Regions from separate parts of the Homo sapiens genome. Here region 2 is linked to region 1. A link is a loop called in an ENCODE intact Hi-C map of the cell type or tissue named here. Cell type or tissue: ascending aorta. All regions are shown on one strand. Each heading gives the region's core, and the rest is flanking DNA. Links, peaks and the distances in the headings are about the cores only.

Region 1 (8,000 bases), core at 1-8,000:
TCTGAAGGCTGATGGGTAAAGCAGGGGTTCGGGAAAATGGAGTTTGCTTTGGTCTTCATTGAACCATAGAAGCTGAGTGCTGGGGACGGAACTTAAGCTCAGGATCAGATCCTGTGTTAGACACATGAGGGTCCAGATGCAGAAGGCATTTCCCCCAAGGTCACCCTGGCTGAGAGCAACTGCAGTGTGAATAATTATTTCATCCATTTCTGGGTCAAGTTCCTCATCTTGAGTCTCTTTTTCCCACAACAGCCACCAGGCATGAACTGGCCCATGGTAAAACCCAGATAGCTCAGGGTCAAATCTACCAGTTATTGTAGGTGCTCACCAATGCCCTGGCACTGCACAAAGCACCATGCATTACAAAGAAACTCCACAAAGAGAAGGAAGTAAACAACTGTCTCCAAACTCAAGGAGATGACAGGGTTATGCTATATGATTTTTACCCTTAGATGAGTATCATTTGGGAGGTAAGTAGCAAGTCTGCTATGATAGAGTCAGTTAGGAAGGTCCTCCCAGGAGTGAGAAGCCCTGTATTAGTCAGCTTTGACCAGGTTCTGCTTCAATAACAACCACTCCCATGTTTCAGTGATTTCCAACAACAAAATTTGATTTTGTGTCTGTTACACATTGGTTGCAGGGCAACTGCATGCATTTACTGTACCTTCTTCACCTAGGACCCGGGCTGAAGCAGCAGCCAGGGCCACACCTCTCTTAAACCAGAGGGGAAAAGAGCAATAGCAGAACCATGGGGAACTTCCTAATGCTTCTACTTGGAAGTGGCATGTGTTACTTCTGTTTTGTGTTGGTTTGGGTTCCTAGGAGCAGATTTTACAACACGGCTTCAAACTCATACAGATTATTAGGGAGATATAGGAAACATCAATCAGGGAATGGAGAAATGAGACAAGGAAGGCAGTCAGGAGAACATGTGTTATCAAGCTAGCTACCACTGTGGACAACTCCAGTTCAGTCCCATGGAGAAATTCTGGAAAACAGGGCAAATCATGTGCCTTAGAATTACCCTCCTGAGGAACAAGGGAGCTGGTATATTTACACAACCAAACCTTCCAGACATGGGTTGAAGGCTACTCCTGAGGAGTTTTAATTTCCTAGCACTTCCAGCCCGTGTGTACACACAGAGAGTAGCCTTCTAGCTTCCGAGAAAGCACTCAGACAAAGAGATAGATGCTAGCAGTTACAAGTTGGCTGGAGTGCATTAGAGGGACAGAGAGGAGGGACGTGAGTGGGGCACTGAGAGCATCTGAGACATGCTCACATTTCTTTATCCAAAGGAATTCACGTGGCAAAGGACGTCTTCAGGGATAGAGAAGTGTAATCCTCCCACAGAGGTGCAGCAATACTTGAGAACCAAAACAGGCCCTGAACCCTGATTCATAAGTATAATAAACTCTAGTTGACACAGTACATGTAATAGATGGTTAACTGAGAGCTACCATCCAGACCAGGGTGTTTTGACCTCAGCACTATTGACATTTGGGGCTGGCTAATTCTTTGCCGTGGAGGACTGTTTTATGCATTATAGCATGTTTAGCAGCATTCCTGTCCTCTACCCACTTGGTGCCCATAGCCTCCCTCCCCTCACCTCATAATTGTGACAACCAAACATGTCTCCAGGTGTTGCCACGTGTTCCTAGGGGAAAAGTCACCCCTGTAGAGAGCCACTGATGTAGACCATATATGCATTGCTAATTCCCAAGGAACTGAAATAAATTGTGGATGCCTCGATGGAGGTGTGCACAGCCTGATGGGAGAGACAGACAGACAGACATATAAACTGTAATGGCCAGTCCACCCTGGGTAACAACAATTTGAATTATGTAAAGAAAACAGAAATAGTTCAGGAGTGGTAAACATCACTTTTGTTGCAGGCTGGGGATGGTCAGGGAAGTCTGCAGAGACAGAGACAGCAGAGCGGGGTTTTAAAGGATGAAGAGGAGTTTTTCGGATGAGTGATCCCACATGTAGAAGTTAATGTTTCTGCTTGAAAATGGCATGTGTTACTTTGGTTCTGTGTTGGTTTGGGTTCCTAGGAGCAGATTTTACGACAAGGATTCAAACTCACACCGTTTATGATCTTTGGTGATTGTGGAGACTTGGGAATGCTACACTGAGACTGATGCTGGAAATGCTGACCTCAGAGCCAGGCTGATGGCAGGGCTGTAGTTACACCAGCTTTACCATATCATTGATCATGTGTAAGGAGCAATGTCAAGGGCTTTGGAGGCACTTAGAGGAGTTGCCCAAATGGCATGGATACAACCCAGCCCCAGAGGGACCAGAAGCACCTTTGCTGTATTATTTTAGTCAAGGGAGAAAGCCAGCTTATTCCTCGGCCTCCTCAGTATCATCTCCTGACCCATCCACTTTGATGTTTGTCCCATGTGTTGTGCAAACAAAACTGGATGTGGATTTGTCACTTAACATCTCTCTGCCTCAGTTTCTTGACCTGTTAAACAGAGATCATAAGGTTTTCTCTCTTGCTAGTTTCACAGTCTTACTCTAAAACGCATTGGCTGTGCGTTCAGATGAACCTGCCCTGCTCTGCCATCCACCAGGTATGGACTTCTTTTTCTCCATTTTCTCATCTGTAATATGGGCTTAATACCCACCTCACAGGGTTGTCTTGAGGACTGAATTGTGTGATGTCTATAAGCCCTCAGCCCTGCACCTGGCACACACAGTAAGAGAATAAATGACCATAAATATTAAGAAATAGGTTGAGTGTGCATAATGATAGCTAACTTGTATTGAGTGCAGGTGATGTTCCAGGCACCATCATGGGGGTGTGTATGTATTAACCTATGACTACAATAGGTATCCTGATTATCTCCATTTTACATATGAAGAAACTAAGGCTCAGGGAAATCTGATCACTTACCTAATGTGTGTAGTTAGTGAGTGGTATTCAAACTTCAGCAGACTGTTGAGCAAGTAATTGCTTTGCTGGATTGTTTAGTGCTTGGCATTTTACCATAGCTCTTTGAAAAGAAAATCAAGTCTTTAGGTAGATAGTTACATTCACCAAATGATTAGAGCCAGTGTAGCTACTACTGGGTAAATGAACTTTTCTTACTATTGACTGAGGCCCCTTTAGTACACTTACAGAATATTAATAAGAAAGTAGGTGAGAAGAAATGTATTTTTAATCACAGTATCTGAGCTGGCTTCTCAGTGTGAGTCTACATGGGTAGATGATGAATCACCCCAAACTGACCCTTTCCAGAAATGCCTTGTGAGGGCAGCACAAAGGAAAACTTTCCATTGCTTAACTCTCCCCACAGCCCCCACCCTCAGCTATTGAAATAAAATGCCAAGAGGCTGCTTGCCAGCTCCTGGACACCACCTCCAGAACAGCAGGGAGTGTCTTCTCTCCCTTTGTGGCAGGGACACATATGGTGTTCTTAGTGTCAGAGCAAGCAGACTCTGTTCCAAGAGCTGCTTTTCAATCCAGCCTCTGTGCATGGGATGGCAGCAATGGAAAACAGTGCAGGGTCCTGGGTCTGAGGGTCATCCTCTTTCTGCCGGTGCCCCTGCCACCTGCTAAGCTCTTGTCTTTGGTGGAACAGGAAATACCACTCAGTGCAGGTACAGACCTAGCCTGCCTTGTACACCTCCGTGTCCTGGTCCTTTGTAGATGCTTGAATGAGAACCAATCAGTGAGGAAAAGGTATGATGCCCCTCCTGTTCAAAACACCTATTGAGTACCAAGTACTACACCCAGATATCATTTTCTTCCTTCTTTCTTTGGCTCAGGTCCTAGCTCCAGACCTTGTCAGCCACGTGTCCTGGAGCAAGTTATTTTCTCTCTCTTTGCCTCATCAAGAAGATGGACATAATAATAATTCCGTGCAGAGAGTTGCTGGAAGAACTCAGTATAAAGCAACTGGCTGACAGAAAGTGCTCTAAGTGCTAGTTCCTCTGTCATTTTGAGACCAAGCCAGATGTGTTAGAGATGTCCCTGGGGGAACTTGTATCCTGGAATTTGACAGCCTGGAGAGATCTGAAGGCATTCTCTGGTCCTGTACCCCAAATGAGGTTTGAAACCCTCCAATGAGCTCCCTATTTTGTAAGTTACAAAACCTTTGGCAACCGAGAAGAGGCATCTGTAGCAACTTTAGCTGTGTCCCAAGCTCCAAGCCATCCGCCCTTCCTTCCCCACTACCAGGCAACAGCCTGCTGTCTGCCTCCTACTCAGACATCCACGGTCTGGAACAACCCCAAAATTGTCATCTGGGGCAGAATACACAACACCCAAAAGATGGTTTTGCTTTCTGAACCTCACCTGCAGCCACTCCTGGCTTCTCCACTTCCCATCCTTTATGACATTCATGCTGCACACCTCCCCTTCTCTAGAGAGACAGTAAGCCTCTCCAGTGAGAGGCAGGGTGTGCAATAGTAACATGCATTGGCTCAGGAGTCCGACTTTGAGGGTCTGCCGCTGACCTGCTTTGTGAACTTCAGCAAGTTGCTCAGTCTCTCTGTGCCTTCTTCTTGTCCCCAATAGGAATAATAGTAGTGCTACCTCATCAGGTTTTTGAAAGATTCAAACAAGCCAAATGTGAAGCATTTAGAATGTGGCTGGCACATAGTAAGTCTTCAGTGAAGATTAGCTAGTATCATTGTCCTAAAGTGATAAATGTCACCAAAAGGGGGAGTAGATGCTGCAACTAGAAGTTGGATGTAGTCAGGCTGCTAAGACATGAGACCTGAAAATCCAGTTTGCTGTGGATTTGCCATGGATTCCCATGGCGACTCTCAAAAGCAAAGTTGCTCAAAGGCCATTTAAGGCTCATAAAGTCAATGGTTGTTTTGCCTAAGAAATTTTTGTGGAATGAACAAATACAACATAGTAAGGATAATCATAATAGTTACCATATGTTGCATGCCACATTCCAGGCACTTTCACATGTATTGATGGAATTAATTTTCACTACAGTCCCGTGAATAGTTATTATTATTATCATCTGTTGTATGAATGAAGTATTTGAGGTTCACAGATGTTAGATAATCTGTCCAAGGCCACACAGCTCATGAGTGTTGAAAGTAGGATTGGAATCTCAGGTGGTGCTCCAAAAGATGTCCACTGCAGGCCACAGGATTCTTTATTTTAACATATTTATCTATGGCTGCTATTAGGAACCAACTGAAGAACAGTCCTCTCTCAGATGTTATATCTCCTGTGAAAATTTCAGATTGGGATTGAAATGGCCCAGGGAGGGGCCAGAGACAGCTATGAAAGAGCCACAGATATGGTGAGGAGTGTGTCTAGATGATCCAGACACCTGCGGGGATTGTGCAGAGCAGAGCTCTGCATCAGGCCACATGCAAAACATCTTGGGCATCTGCTGTCTGGGGTAGATGGTAGTTTGGAGAGTCCCCTGGCCCGATCTCCACCATTGCCTATACCAGGTGAGAACTGAAGCTCCATTCTCTGTGCTAACCTCTGGTCAGATTAATAATTCTATATAGCAGCCTGAATCCTACCAATATGATGACAAAAGTCTTTAATTATTTATTTATTTTTGAGACAGGGTCTCACTGTGTCTATCACCTAGGCTAGAGTGCAGTGGTGTGAACGTGGCTCACTGCAGCCTCAACCTCCCAGGCTCAAGTGATCCTCTACTTCAGCCCTTGGAGTAGCTGAGACTGCAGGCAGGCATCACCATGCCCAGTTAATTTTTGTATTTTTGTGGAAGACTTGGTTTTGCCATGTTGTCCAGGGTGGTCTTGAACTCCTAGGCTCAAGGAGTCCTCCTGCCTAGGCCTCCCAAAGTGCTGAGATTACAGGTGTGAGCCACCGTACCCAGCTGACAAAAGCCTTTATTCCTTTCTACCCTAAGACTAAATCCAACTCTGTGGCTTAGACTCAGAGTCCTCTGTGTTCTCACCCATTTGTCCCCTCTTCTTAACCTAAAGGATTGCCATGATATGGGAGATTTTGATGCCTGACAAGGGGTGGGGGAAGCAGAAAGGAGGAGCGAGTAACAAAGGCCTTCTCCAGAAGTGAGGGAGGCCAGCCTGGACACAGAGGGCCTGTGTGCTATGTTAGGGAGCTTGATCTTTATATAGAAGACTATTGCTTCAGAGTATGTTCCTTGGATCAATAAATCCATACATCTATATAGTTCTTACATAAGAAAAATAAAACAAACAAAAAGTTAACATGTTCTGGGTAACTTTGGGTATGGCTTGGTTAAGCAAAGTTGAATGTTTCTTCACTGCAGAATTTCTCAGAGCCTTTAATAAACTAATGTACATTCTTAGCCTCCAAAAGTGGGCAGCTCTGTCAAATCTGATTTGACCCCCATCATCTTAAAATGCAGGAGCAGGCCAGTCATGGTGGCTCATGCCTATAATCCCAGCATTTTGCGAGGCTGAGGCAGGTGAATCACTTGAGGTCAGGAGTTTGAGACCACCCTGGCCAACATGGTGAAACCCCATCTCTACTAAACATACAAAAATTAGTTGGGCATGCTGGTGGGCACCTGTAGTCCCAGCTACTCAGGAGGCTGAGACAGGAAAATCACTTGAGCCCGGGAGGTGGACGTTGCAGTGGGCCGAGATTGCACCACTGTACTCCAGCGTGGGCAACAGAATGAGACTCTTTCTCAAAAAAAAAATAATAATAAATAAATAAACAAAATAAATGCAGGAACATTTTAGGTGATTAGTGTTCTGAGAGGCACATCTGAGAAATGGTGTTATGGTTTATGGAAGCCATGGAAGGTGACATGGAGACTAGAGTCCAAACCTACCTCAAAACAACAGCTTGACCTTTCATTTTACATTTAATTAGAAAACAAAGAGAGGTCCTTCCACAAAATCCAGGAGTAAATTAAGCTATGGAACATTTAGAATTTAAGCATCAAGAAAAGATCAGAAGCTGGGGCATCTCTGGGCCTTAAAATGAGCTAGTTTCTTCTACACTGGGATTTAGAAGTTAAAGACTAATGACTTTACTGGGTCAGGGTTAAATGTCAAAGAGCAAGTCTTCCAAGGATGAAATGGTTAATGGTCACTGGGGTTGGAAGGGTGGTGTTAGAGAAGTGAAGGTAGGCACCCAGGGAAGGTCATCTGGTGTCAGAGCTACTGACAGGCTCAGGGGCTTACCCACAGGCTGCTGGGATAACCAAGTAGAAATTCACAAAACGTGGGAGGGAAACAGCCATGGTTCTTGCCTAAGGAGAGAAAAGGGACATCAAAGGCCAAAGATGACACTGATGATGACTTTAACTCCCATAATTACACAATGTCCAAACAAACAGTGACCTTGGGCTCTCGAACCAAATGACAAAAGTCAGTAGGACAGTTTGTGACGTCTTTGTCATCAAAACACTGGGTAGGTAAACTTTAAAGCCCCCGACAGCTTTTCCTCTATAGTATAGCAGGACTGTGATGGAAGGCACAGCTCACTCCAGCACTACGTGACCAGCACGTTCCTGGAGCCGAGAGAATGGTCAGGTCAGAAATCTTGGATGGGTTAAGGGTGGGTTGTGAGGGGTGATGAGAAGGGAGGAATCAGTTTGCATTCCTGGAGAGGGAGGAGAAATGAAAAGGCAGAAAAATAGGTTATTATAAGACACTCATGAGAGCCTATTTTGGTATTTGGCAAAGACACTTGCTTTTCCCAGGGGCTGAAATAATGTGATTTCGCTCCTGTGAATGAGATCTTCCTTAGGAACATTGAGGCTCAGAGAAAGGAGTAAGAGTTGGGAAATATAATCTGATTTTCAGGAAAAACAATTGGTTTCTGAAACATCTTAGGATGCTGAATAAAATGCACAGGTCTCTGCATGCCAGTGCCTGGCAGTGAGCCAAGTACTTGGTACGCTGAATGAATTAATGAATTAATGGAAGAACCAGAGTTATTTTTATCTTTCCACATCAAATTATTCCCCTTGAAATGACTGCTTAAATAATATATTAATTACATGATACTGATGATGACTTTACTCTCATGATTACACAACATCCAA
Region 2 (10,963 bases), core at 1,289-9,288, 120 kb after region 1:
TTTGAACCTGCTCTTCATTAAACAAACAGATTAGATGTACCCTCGACTGGCAATAATTGTATCTATTTTCAAGTACAGCTAGCTGTCAAAGCATGAAGCTCTTGTGTATACACACTGACACTTGGTTCACGCATGAAGAACAGTGCCTATGCACTTTGTGTAGCTATAATGTAGGTATCTAGGTGTAATTTCAGTGAAATGGTGTATAGATGTATTGTAATTTAAATGTATATGTTATTTTTGGCTATTCATCTAAATGCAGTAGACATGTTGATCGGTGTTTTGCAAACATTTCTTTTTCCTTCTTAGATAACTAGTCGTGAATCATTTCTCCTCTTTCTCAGTGTGGCTTGGGAATATATATGAGTGAAGAATTTATCTGTGAATCCTTTGTACTGATGATTGTTTGAAAGTCTGTGTGTGTCCAGCACCTTTGTAAATACACAATTCAGAGCAGGGATGGGCTGGGTGTGTGTCCTGGTTCTTAGTGAAAGGTCATCTCATGTCTGTTTAATACATGGTGAATGCAACTGTGGAACTTTTGATTACCTAGACTTAGGTAGGTTTAGAATGAGAACATCCATCTACAGTCCTCCTTTGCTTGGTGGATTGGGCTCAGAGGAACAAAAAGTTAGTCTGACTCTGTGCATATTAGCATCATGTCTTTAGAGAAAGGTCAGCCTCTCTGGTTGCCAAATACTCATCATGATGCTCATGACTTAAAGGTTCTGAGGAGCCTTGTCTCCCTTGGATTTTTGAGTCAGGGTACAGGAAAAAACATTGCTGACTAACTAACTGCAAATGCATCTGCAGGTGAAACCCTACGAAAGCACAGTTCTGGCTATAAACTTCAGAGTTCTCTGTAAAAAACTTAGAGCACTAGAAGCACAGGAATAGTGAGTGTACAGCTTATGCGGTTGTAGAGGGGCAACTGATGAACACAGGTCCCACATATATGAGGGAGTATGACGTTCTCTACCTAATATGTTCTGTGTGCATGTTTTGAATGATTGAAGATGGGATTAACTAATGCAAGTTTACAGTTGCCTCCTAAAACACACATTCTGTATAATTATCGCTAAATACAATGCTGTGAGGTCTATAGTTCCTGTAACCCCTTTCTCCTCCCCAAGGACAGAGAAGAACTAGCCATGTGCTATAGGGAACCCTGAGTGCCCTACTCTTTTCCCAAGAAGGGTAAAGCCTACAATATCATCAGGGGGCATGAAGCACATTAATTTGCAGTGGCTGCTTCATATGAGGAGATATGGTGGACAGGCTAATTTTTCCTTGAAAATGTGGCTTCTTCAACTCCTTTCAAATTTAGGATGGAATACTTCCTGAAATAAAACTGGGCTTTATGCAGGATTCTCTTTGAAAATTCTTGTATGTCCAGAACAAAAGATAAAACTAATTGTATTCCTCACATTCACAATCCCCATTGGTCTGAAGTCACGTAGCACAGAGCATCTATAGCACATAGTGTTTAAAGACTAATGAATGCAAAAAGATAAAATCTTCAACTAATTTTTGAATTGTTTCTCATATATGCTACTAGAAAATGCCTTGTTGATGAAGCACATTTTGGGTAGTTGAGGTCTTTTGTTTTCGCCTTTAGCTTTCTAAGCTTTCTTACAATGTGGACTGATTACTGTAACATTTCACGTGTAAAATAACTGGATATTCTTTATATACTGGAAATAACCTGTGAATCCAATATTTCACTAAGTGTTTTAACTTTTGTGTATATATCTCTCATCAATAAATGTGGATTTCAATTTATTTTGGTTGTTGCCTCTTCTTTAATTCCCATTTTAGACTAATTGTTGGTTACATAGTAGTGTTCTTTTTGTAGAAACATGAATTGATGGCTACAATGTTAAAATGAGTATTTTCTAGGAAGCCTAAATATCTATTGGAATTACATCGTGCAATCTAAAGTTAGTAAGTTGAATGAAATGGTATATAGTCAATGAATCAGCTGGTATGGGGTAGCCCTCAAATCTCAGGGCCTTAAAACCAAAGTGTATTTCTTATTCATGTGACATGTCCATTACCAGTTGGCTGGGAGACTCTGCTCTGTGCTGTCCTCACTCAGGATGTATGAGGGAGGCTCCATCTCCATGCTTTTGCAGCTGCCAGTGCAGGAAGAGGAACTTGGCAAATCTTACATGGACTCTTACAGCTTCCCCTGAATGTGTGTACCTCACTTCTGCTCATATTTCAAGGGCCAAATCAATTCACATAGCTCCATCTAACTATGAAAGGAAGTGCAACCTCACCAGATTCACAGGAAGAAAACTGGAACTAGCTGGTGAATAGCTCTAATGACTATCAGGCCATGGAAATCCCTTAAATCATTCATAAAGGATAGTATACAAACATATCATTTCTCGACAAGTTCAACATAGCAAGTTTTTCCTCCAGTATTGGAAAAATAATGACTGTGGAAGTAAGGGGCAAGCCTTAACTGGTGATGCTGTAGAAATAAAATGCATGCTCTTCGACAGTAGGATCACACCCAGCATGGTGAGATTCTGATGCACTGAAAGGTATATGTCCAGGAACAGAGACCCACAGAAAGAGTGGCAGACTCTTGCGTCACACTGTAGGACACCCACTGTTAGATGGCCTGGATTAGTTGAATTGTTTTCTCTTATTCTATTTTAGGGGGAAATGAGGCAAATATTTGATTTTAAGTAAGTAAAATACATAGATGTGATACACCACGATTTTTTTCACCACTGTCGGTAATTTATTAAAATATTGAAAATGGACACTTCATTTGAAAAGACATGTTTTGTTCTTCCCTTGGAGCCAGGTCTACATCCCATCCACATTCAAAATGTTATTAAAATCTTAATTACAGAAAATATGCTCATTAGTAAATCTCTGAGCTGCCATTTTATTTTAAGATAGCAGATAGCCACAAATCAGAGTTAAGGTAAACTTCTTAATGCTTTAGTATGTATACTCTTAGGTCCAAATCAGCCACTCCTGCCAAAGGCAACACACCCAGAGAGAGACTTGACTTTGCTTGCTCAGGGAATGTGATTTCCCTGCTCTTCTGGATCAGAGGTGTTTAATCCATCCTTTGTGAGGGCCCACTAAGTGCTGCTTTTAATTACCACTGCATGAAAAGGAAAAATAAAAAAGAATTTACAGGGGTAAGTAGGGAAAGAGTAATTGTGGACTGAGAGTTTTGACCCAGGAATTCTGGTCTCCACTCAGTCACTGAAGGGTCATACGAATGTGGCCAAATGTCTATGCAATTTGGAAGTCATCTTGGCATACATAAAATGAGGGGTTTCAAGTAGATCACTTCTACGCTTTTGGACTGTGAAATTTGAATTATCTTACCCAGGTAAGTCATCATGACTACAGATTTACTTTTATTTTCTAATCTTACTATCTTAATATAACATCTCATACCTACAAAAGAATCTCTGTAACCCATGTCTTGGTCTTATGCCACATGAGATACTAGCCCACAAGCCCACTACCCAATGCAAGAGCTATAGAGCGTCGCCAACAGCCTTCCTTCACCCGGTGCTCCTCGCTTGTTCTCGTGCTCCTCCCTTACCTTGTTCTCATGCTTTACTCCCCAGAGGAAGCTGCTACTTGCAATTTTGTGTCTATTGTTCCCCTGTTGATTTTTTTTTAAATAGTTCTACCCCCCCCAACATACGTGTACCCAAACCAGCTTTGCTTATTTTTGAGCTTTTTTAAAAAGAGTGCATGTAGTCTTTTTGAACTGTTATTTTTCTATTTAGCATTGTGTTTCTCAGTCCATCCATGTTGTTTCAAGTAACTGTGGTTTGTTCATTACACGGTTGTGTAATAATATGATAGCATGTGAAATATGTCATGCTTTGTTTATTCATTTTTTTGGACAGTGGACTTGTGCTCTTTTCCAGGTGTTTTTCTATGTCGAGCAGGGCTGCTATGGACATTGTCATCTATGTCTCCTGTGTGTATGACCCAGGAGGCTTTAGTGCATGTGGTCCTAATTTTTAAGAAGTATGTGTATGTGACTGAAAAGTTCCTGTTCAAATCTTTTACCCATTTGTCCATAGCCCCATCAGTGAGTCCACTTGTTAACCATTTGGCACCCCTAATAATCCATGCACTGCTAGTATTCCCCAAGTGATTCACACACTGCTAATAATCCCCTAGTGATCCATGCACTGCTAGTAATCCCCTGGTGATCCATGCACCGCTAGTAATCCCCTGGTGATCCATGCACTGCTAGTAATCCCCTGGTGATCCATGCACCACTAGTAATCCCCAGGTGATCCATGCACTGCTAGTAATCCTCTAGTGATCCATGCACTGCTGGACCCCTAGTGATCCATGCACCACTAGTAATCCCCAGGTGATCCATGCACTGCTAGTAATCCTCTAGTGATCCATGCACTGCTGGACCCCTAGTGATCCATGCACCACTAGTAATCCCCTAGTGATCCATGCACTAGTAGTAATTCCCTAGTGATCCATGCATTGCTAGTAATCTCCTAGTGATCCATACATCGCTGGCTGTGTTATGGGTCCATCTTGCCAACATGGATACTGAGACAAGCAAAATGAGACCATTTTTAGGAAGGGAGTGTAAGATGAAGGGCCGAGGCCTTCTTTCCTCAGGCTCAAATGATGAGGCCTTTGAGCACAGATCTAATGGGAGCAAAACAGGGCCCACTTCATCTTTGATCTCTTCTTTGACCGATAATGTGTGAGGCCCAGCAGGCTCTACCTGACATCAGCGGGCTGTTTGCTTTGATGTGAATTGCCAATTAACAGAGGAAGTTACAGAAAGTCACAAAAAAGTCTTTCCACCTACCACAAGAACTGCCAGGAGCCCCTTGAGCCACATCCCCAACGAAGTTCTGGCTGTGAGAACCCTATAGGCTGAGTGCTTTATCAACTACAGAAATCAATGCCTTGCAGTTGAGGAAGGCTTGCAGTGTGAGATCAGTGTGGCAGCATGGTGTTTTCTGGGGAGGGCCCCCCTTCTGGGTTTCTCCTTATATCCTCACATGGCAGAAAGAGGGCAGGGGAACTATCTGAGGTCATTTTTATAAGGGCTCTCATCCCATTCGTGAGGAATCTATCCTCATGATCTAATCACTTCCCAAAGGCCCCACCTCTTAATACTATCACCTTGAGGGTTTGGATTTCAACTTATAAATTTTGGGGTAAAAACAAACATTCAGTCCATTGCAGTGCCCTGCCCTGTGATGGAGGATTGTAGAACCACAAAGGGCAATACCTGCAAAGAGCGTGAACTGTGTGGCCTGCCACCTAAGGCACTGGCCCTAGTGTGGGCACCTCCTTCCAGGCACAATGTCATAAACAGGATGCCAGTGTTCTGTACGTCAAAGAACCACAGGTGACAGCGGGTTCAGGCACCTCCAGGAGAGCTTTCATGAGAAGCTTTCCTCACTTGTCACCTTTCAGCCCAGACAGGAAGGTGTGAGTAGAGATGCCCACACATCTGACTTGGGTTGAGCAAGGAGAGAAGACTGTGGAGTCCCTGGCAACAACACAAATGTTTTTAGCTCAATAATTCTTTGTCCTGGTAGTTTTTAAAGTTCAATTAATTCATTCTTCCACTGAGGCAGTGAAAGGCCATATTTAATTCCCATATTGTCCTAAGAAAAACTGAGCCACAGAGTCAGGCTCAAATTCCAGAGTGTAGACTGGGTCCACACAGCTTGTCCAAAAAAATATAAAAAGAATAAAGCCATCCAATGCAAATACTGTTTTTACTCTCAAACGTTTAAAAGCAGAGACGTTAAACTCTGAAGAATTCCATAAAGCAGATAAATAAAATATTATTTCATGGTTCTCCCTTTCCTTTTTACAAGCTGAATGAATATGTAAAACCTCCACATCTTTTTATGTCTGTTATTTGGGGTAATCAGATTTTAGCCTTCCAAATATTGTCTGGAAAAATCTAGTGGCTTCCAGTTAAGGAAAAAAAGACAAATTTAGAATTGCAGTCATCTGTTCCTCACTCCTTTTGTTGAGTGACCTGACTCCCCTGGAATTCTCCAACAGCTTCTGTCACTTCTCAGATGTTTTCCAGGCCTGAATAACACACTGCTCACAAACGGAGGAGCCACAGAATTTCCCAACTGCCTTCCTTTGAGTGAACAGTTCCGTTGGAACACCATCTTCCTTCTCCACCTGATCCCAAACTTCCCTTTCATCTTGGTGATGAGGACAGAGATCATTCCAGATTGTAAAGCCAGATTGTTAGCCCGTGCTTTTTTGCAGATAAGGAAGAAGATACCCTAGTTTAAATGAACTAGAGGTAACTCAGTTACAAACCAAGCTTAAGTCCTGGCTCCATCCCTTTCCTAGCTATGGATGATTGGATTGTTAACTTAGCCTCAATTGCTTCATCAGTAGAATGGGGCTAATCATGCCTATGAGATAGAGATTTTCATATGAGAACATTCATAAAGTAGTTAGTCCAGTGCTTGGCACATAATGAGGGCTCAGTCAGTGATAGTTACCACCATCATCCTCATCATCATCCTCATTATCACTATTTTCATCCTTAGCGTTACCAATCACCACTTCTTTGTGACCAAGCTGGAAGAAGTCATGCCTCCTCTCTCCCAGTTTGGCCTTTACCCCAACCATATCACATGGACACCAGCATGTAATCCATAGTTCAGCTGCCCTCCCCCAAATCTGAGCTTTGTTAGTAGACCATGAGCTTTCCTGACCTAGCCTGGGATAACCCCACCTTTAGTCTAGAGGAGCTTCATGGTCATTACGAGTTTGCATTATCTGATGTTCCAAATGTCTTCAGTTACTTGCCAAGTCTCTGAGGCTTAGCAGTGAGAGAAGGCACTGCATTTCTTCAGGGAAACGAAGTGAGTTTCAGCCTGGCCCAAGTGACCTCTCACTGAGATGGGAGCCTGAGCTGGCCCTTCCAATGGGAAACAGGACATCCAGAAATGAAGCAATTCTTTTCCTCACTGGAGGAGTCCCTCAGGGAGTCCCCAGCTCACAGCCTTGGATGGGCTAGTTGAGACAAATGTCATGAGAAAGGCCATTTCTGTGGAATGTACCCACCCAGCATGACTCTCCAGAATGCCCTTAGCTGATCAATTCCCAGCAGCTCTCCTTCCCATCATCCCTTTATTCTTTGCCTTGTGTTCTTTCACAAATGTTCTTGCTCTTCCAAGAGCAGATCTCAGGAGGAACTTCTGTGAGCTTTTAGGTTGACGGAGCTTCCCTGTGGCTATGCTAGAATCACCTCAAAATGGTGCCCTCTATAGTTTTCAGCAGCTCAGGGCATCACCACAACCTTAAGAGTCTGCTATTTACTATTAATAGTAAATCATTAATTAATAATAATATTAGTAATAATACAATTATTAATTGTCTTAAGTGGGGATCCCAGTGACAAAATTCAAATTCACAAGATTTTCTTGAGGGAGTATTTCTCAGGAGGGCCTGTAAGGGCACGAGGGGAGCAGGACAGGGAAGGGAAAGAGCTGAGCAGGAAGATAGTCTCAGGAAAAGTCTAACTTTGAGTTGTCTCCTTGAGGAAACGAGGTTTATCTTTGCGCACTCATATCAGTCAGTCATTGGCTATGGGCTACTTACGGGAAGGAGGCATAACCTCCAGGGTGAGGCAGCTCCCATCTGCAGAAAGCCGTTTGCTGGAGCCAGCTGCAAGTTTTTAGCTGTCAACACAGCAGTTAGGCTATGAGTGCACCAATCCAGGAAGGGGGTCTGGGCAGAGCACCAACAGCATCTCCTAAATATCCCATTCCCCACATGCCTGCTATGTGGCAGACTCTTATGTAGGTTCTTTAGTCTTCAAAACAACTCTGTGAAGTAGTTGCTATCACTCTCCCCATTTTGAAGATAAGGAAATTGAGATTCAGAGAAGGAAATATGCACACCTAAGAAGAAGCTGACCTGAAAGTCTTTCTAGTTTCAATGCTTCCTACTATATTCCCTCTGTTTTCTCAAATAACCCAGAGACTATACTGTCACATTATCTGTTTCTTATGGTGGTTGAACCTCTGTGCTGGGGGCAACTTCCCTTGATATCTAATTTTGAAGTCCTAATTATGCTTGGGGCTTTAGGGCATTCAAAGAAGATTGATCATGCTTATTATCCCATAGGGTCCTGCATTATCTACTTGCCTACCTCCTGGAATCATGAAACCCATGTACGGTAAAGAGGAGATCTCAAAAAATAACTGGAGCCGATAGATGTACCCATACTGGTTGGCCCCAGTCAGTTAGAACATATTCTCTTCCCTAAAGAATTTGCTAAGTCAATAGGCCAAGGAGTGTCATATTGAGACTGAGCTTTGATCAACTAGGAGTGAGGAAGATTCTTAGACACTATCTGGGCAGATTAGGAAAGAATCCAGATTGATTATAAATGATTGCAAAGGAAGAAGGAAGGGGGAGTGACTAATATTTGTCTTATATCTGCCATCCTTGCAGGTATCAGTCAGGATGGGCTGAGTTGTCCTGCAGTAACAAACAATATCAAAATCTCAATGGTCTCAACAAGATAAGTTTATTATTGACTTTCATCACAGTCTCACTGTAGGTCAATAGAAGGTCCTGCTCTCTGTAGTTACTCAGGGACCCTAGATGACAATCAACTACTGTTTTTAAACAGGCTTTTGTTGACGTGCCAATGGAGAAAAAGAGCTCTAGGAAAGTCCTTACCTGAGCAGTTAAATGTCACCTCAGCTTACAACCCACTAGCCTGGTCAAATCTAGCCACATAATCCCACCCAGCTTCAAGGGATAATGAAATGCAATTCCACCACATTCTCAAAATGGGGATTGGGAATGTTGGGGGGCTGGAGAGTAGAGAGAGAGATCCAGAAACATTTGGTGAACAGCACAAATATGATACCACAGTCTACTTCTCTGGTCACCTAGTATTCGGTAACTCTGTTTCCCACACGCAAAATTCTTCAAAGAGACCACATAAAGGTTTCATCCAGTCATGACATCAAGGTCAAAGTCCAAGAACTTGGCAAGATGCATGGAAGTTTTCACACATGGTTCAGATGTGGCTTCCATTGACTCAAAAATTTGTGAACAGAAAATACATGTTTTCTGTAGCTCCATTCCCTCCTTTTCCCTGGCACACAAACTCCAATGGTGGAATAGGAACAGTTCAGTTACCATAAATACTCCTGTCTGGAAAGGTGACCCCTGGAAGACTTACGAGTCACTGAGCCATAGCATTTCAGAAATCCTGATGGGCAGACATTACAGAGCCCTTACACTATAATAAGGAATTCTTTTGTTTGTTTGTTTGTTTGAGACCAAGTCTCACTGTCAACCAGGCTGGAGTGCAATCTCGGATCACTACAACTTCCACCTCCTGGGTTCAAGTGAGTCTCATGCCTCAGCCTTGAGAGTAGTTGAGACTACAGGTGTGCACCACCACACCCAGCTAATTTTTTGTATTTTTAGTAGAGACAGGGTTTTGTCTGTCTGGTTTGTCTCAAATTCCTGGCCTCAAGTGATCCCTTCACCTGCTTTGGCCTCCCAAAGTGCTGGGATTACAAGAGTGAGCCACTGAACCTAGCCAATAAGGAAAATGCTTTTATTAGATTCTGGTCTGGCCCCCTGGGGCAGCTTCCCCAGTCCATCTCCCTGTCTTCCCCCATGGCCCTTAATATTACCTTCTAGGAAGTCCTTCTTTTTACATTATACTTTGTTGACGCATCTAAAGAGAACACTAGGAAATAATCTCCTCTTCAGCAACATCCTCTGCTTTATGCTCTCAGAAAGTTAAGGTTCATTTTCGGTCTTGAACAGTTACAGAGTTTTCTAATTAAACTCCATAGTTTTTTTGGCATCACAACTCTTAACATCTCTGCTGGCCTTTATCTTTTTGACTCTAATTAGCCATATATGCCAACCACCATAACCACAGCCCTTTTAAAAACATGTTCCTTTTTCTTAATTGTGGGTACCTTGAGTCAATCAGGCTTAAGGCAGAGAGGCGCATTCTTAGATTTATTTTTCCCTTAGCCATTTTTTTAAATGAAAGAATATCCTGGATGCCACATTAGTTAATGCAGAGGCTTTAACAATGGATGTAATGACCAAGCACTTGAGTTGATTTTGCCTCTGAGGTTGAGTTGGGTTTTATTGCATAAAGCATCTCTCTCATTTCATCTTGTATTGTTGCGAATTAAGAAGCAATTGTCTCTTCTAGCTCCACAACTGTTTATATTTCTTAAGTTGCTCTTTCCTTCTGGCAGGTAATAGAGACATTTTTAGATCACAGTTGTGCCATTAGTCAGGGTCTCTGAGTGACTATGATGAAAGAAATTGTCTGTGGCCTGTGAGGAGCATATAGCAAGAATGAGCAATAAACTTTTATTATTTTAGGCCACTGAGAGTTTGCAGTTGTTTGTACTGCAAACAACTGCCTGGTAACATTAAGCAAATCTATCTCTTGCTCTGGTATTTCAGCTTAGATGTGTCTTCTCTGGTGTAACCTCAGTTGGGAACAAAATAAAACACTCCTTATATGCTAGTAACAAATTGTGCCTATGAAAATGATGTTTAACTGTCCTGAAGAGAGAAGACTTTGATCATTAAAGAAGACTTTCCAAACACAGGATGAAGGAGATGACAGAATAGGTAAAGTCAATCTCTGAAGATATAATGTTATGATAGTTTCCCTAAGAGTGAGGCTAGAGAGTTTCAGAATGACAAAACATTATTTCTTTTTTGCACCTATTTCAAATTAAAAGTGAGGTTTTTAAATAGCTATGTTATTGGAAATTAAACAATGGACTGGTAGATTAGAAATGACCAAAAACTAATGTTACATGTTTATTTCCACCCCCATGGGATGGATCTCCAGTTATCCCCTGAAGAGATGAATCTCTAGCTATCCCCTGAAGAGATGGAAATCTCCATTGTCCAGCTGGGTTCTTGCAATGGG

What was found. Hi-C counts contacts between places; a loop is a spot of excess contacts. Peaks named below come from ENCODE experiments on the same cell type or tissue, not always from the same donor. Only the 100,000 strongest peaks of a DNase experiment are listed, where the experiment ranks them.
Region 2: it touches region 1 in a loop (2.0-fold over the local background); 12 of 110 quality-filtered maps call a loop at or near these places.

What each region holds. Positions count from the first base shown.
Region 1 is chr11:35,359,528-35,367,527 of GRCh38, reverse strand. The region is part of intron 1 of SLC1A2 (solute carrier family 1 member 2); the gene reads left to right. Among named protein-coding and RNA genes, the nearest start is that of SLC1A2-AS2, 56 kb to the left of the region's middle. In ascending aorta, for the core only: no CTCF peak of the experiment used is centred there; DNase peaks (open chromatin) are centred at 3,327 and 4,207; H3K27ac peaks cover 5,661 bases.
Region 2 is chr11:35,242,024-35,252,986 of GRCh38, reverse strand. SLC1A2 (solute carrier family 1 member 2) reads left to right here. Exons shown (of 11, transcript NM_004171.4): 11 at 1-1,782. Among named protein-coding and RNA genes, the nearest start is that of CD44-AS1, 32 kb to the right of the region's middle. In ascending aorta, for the core only: no CTCF peak of the experiment used is centred there; DNase peaks (open chromatin) are centred at 5,316, 6,116 and 6,964; H3K27ac peaks cover 4,425 bases.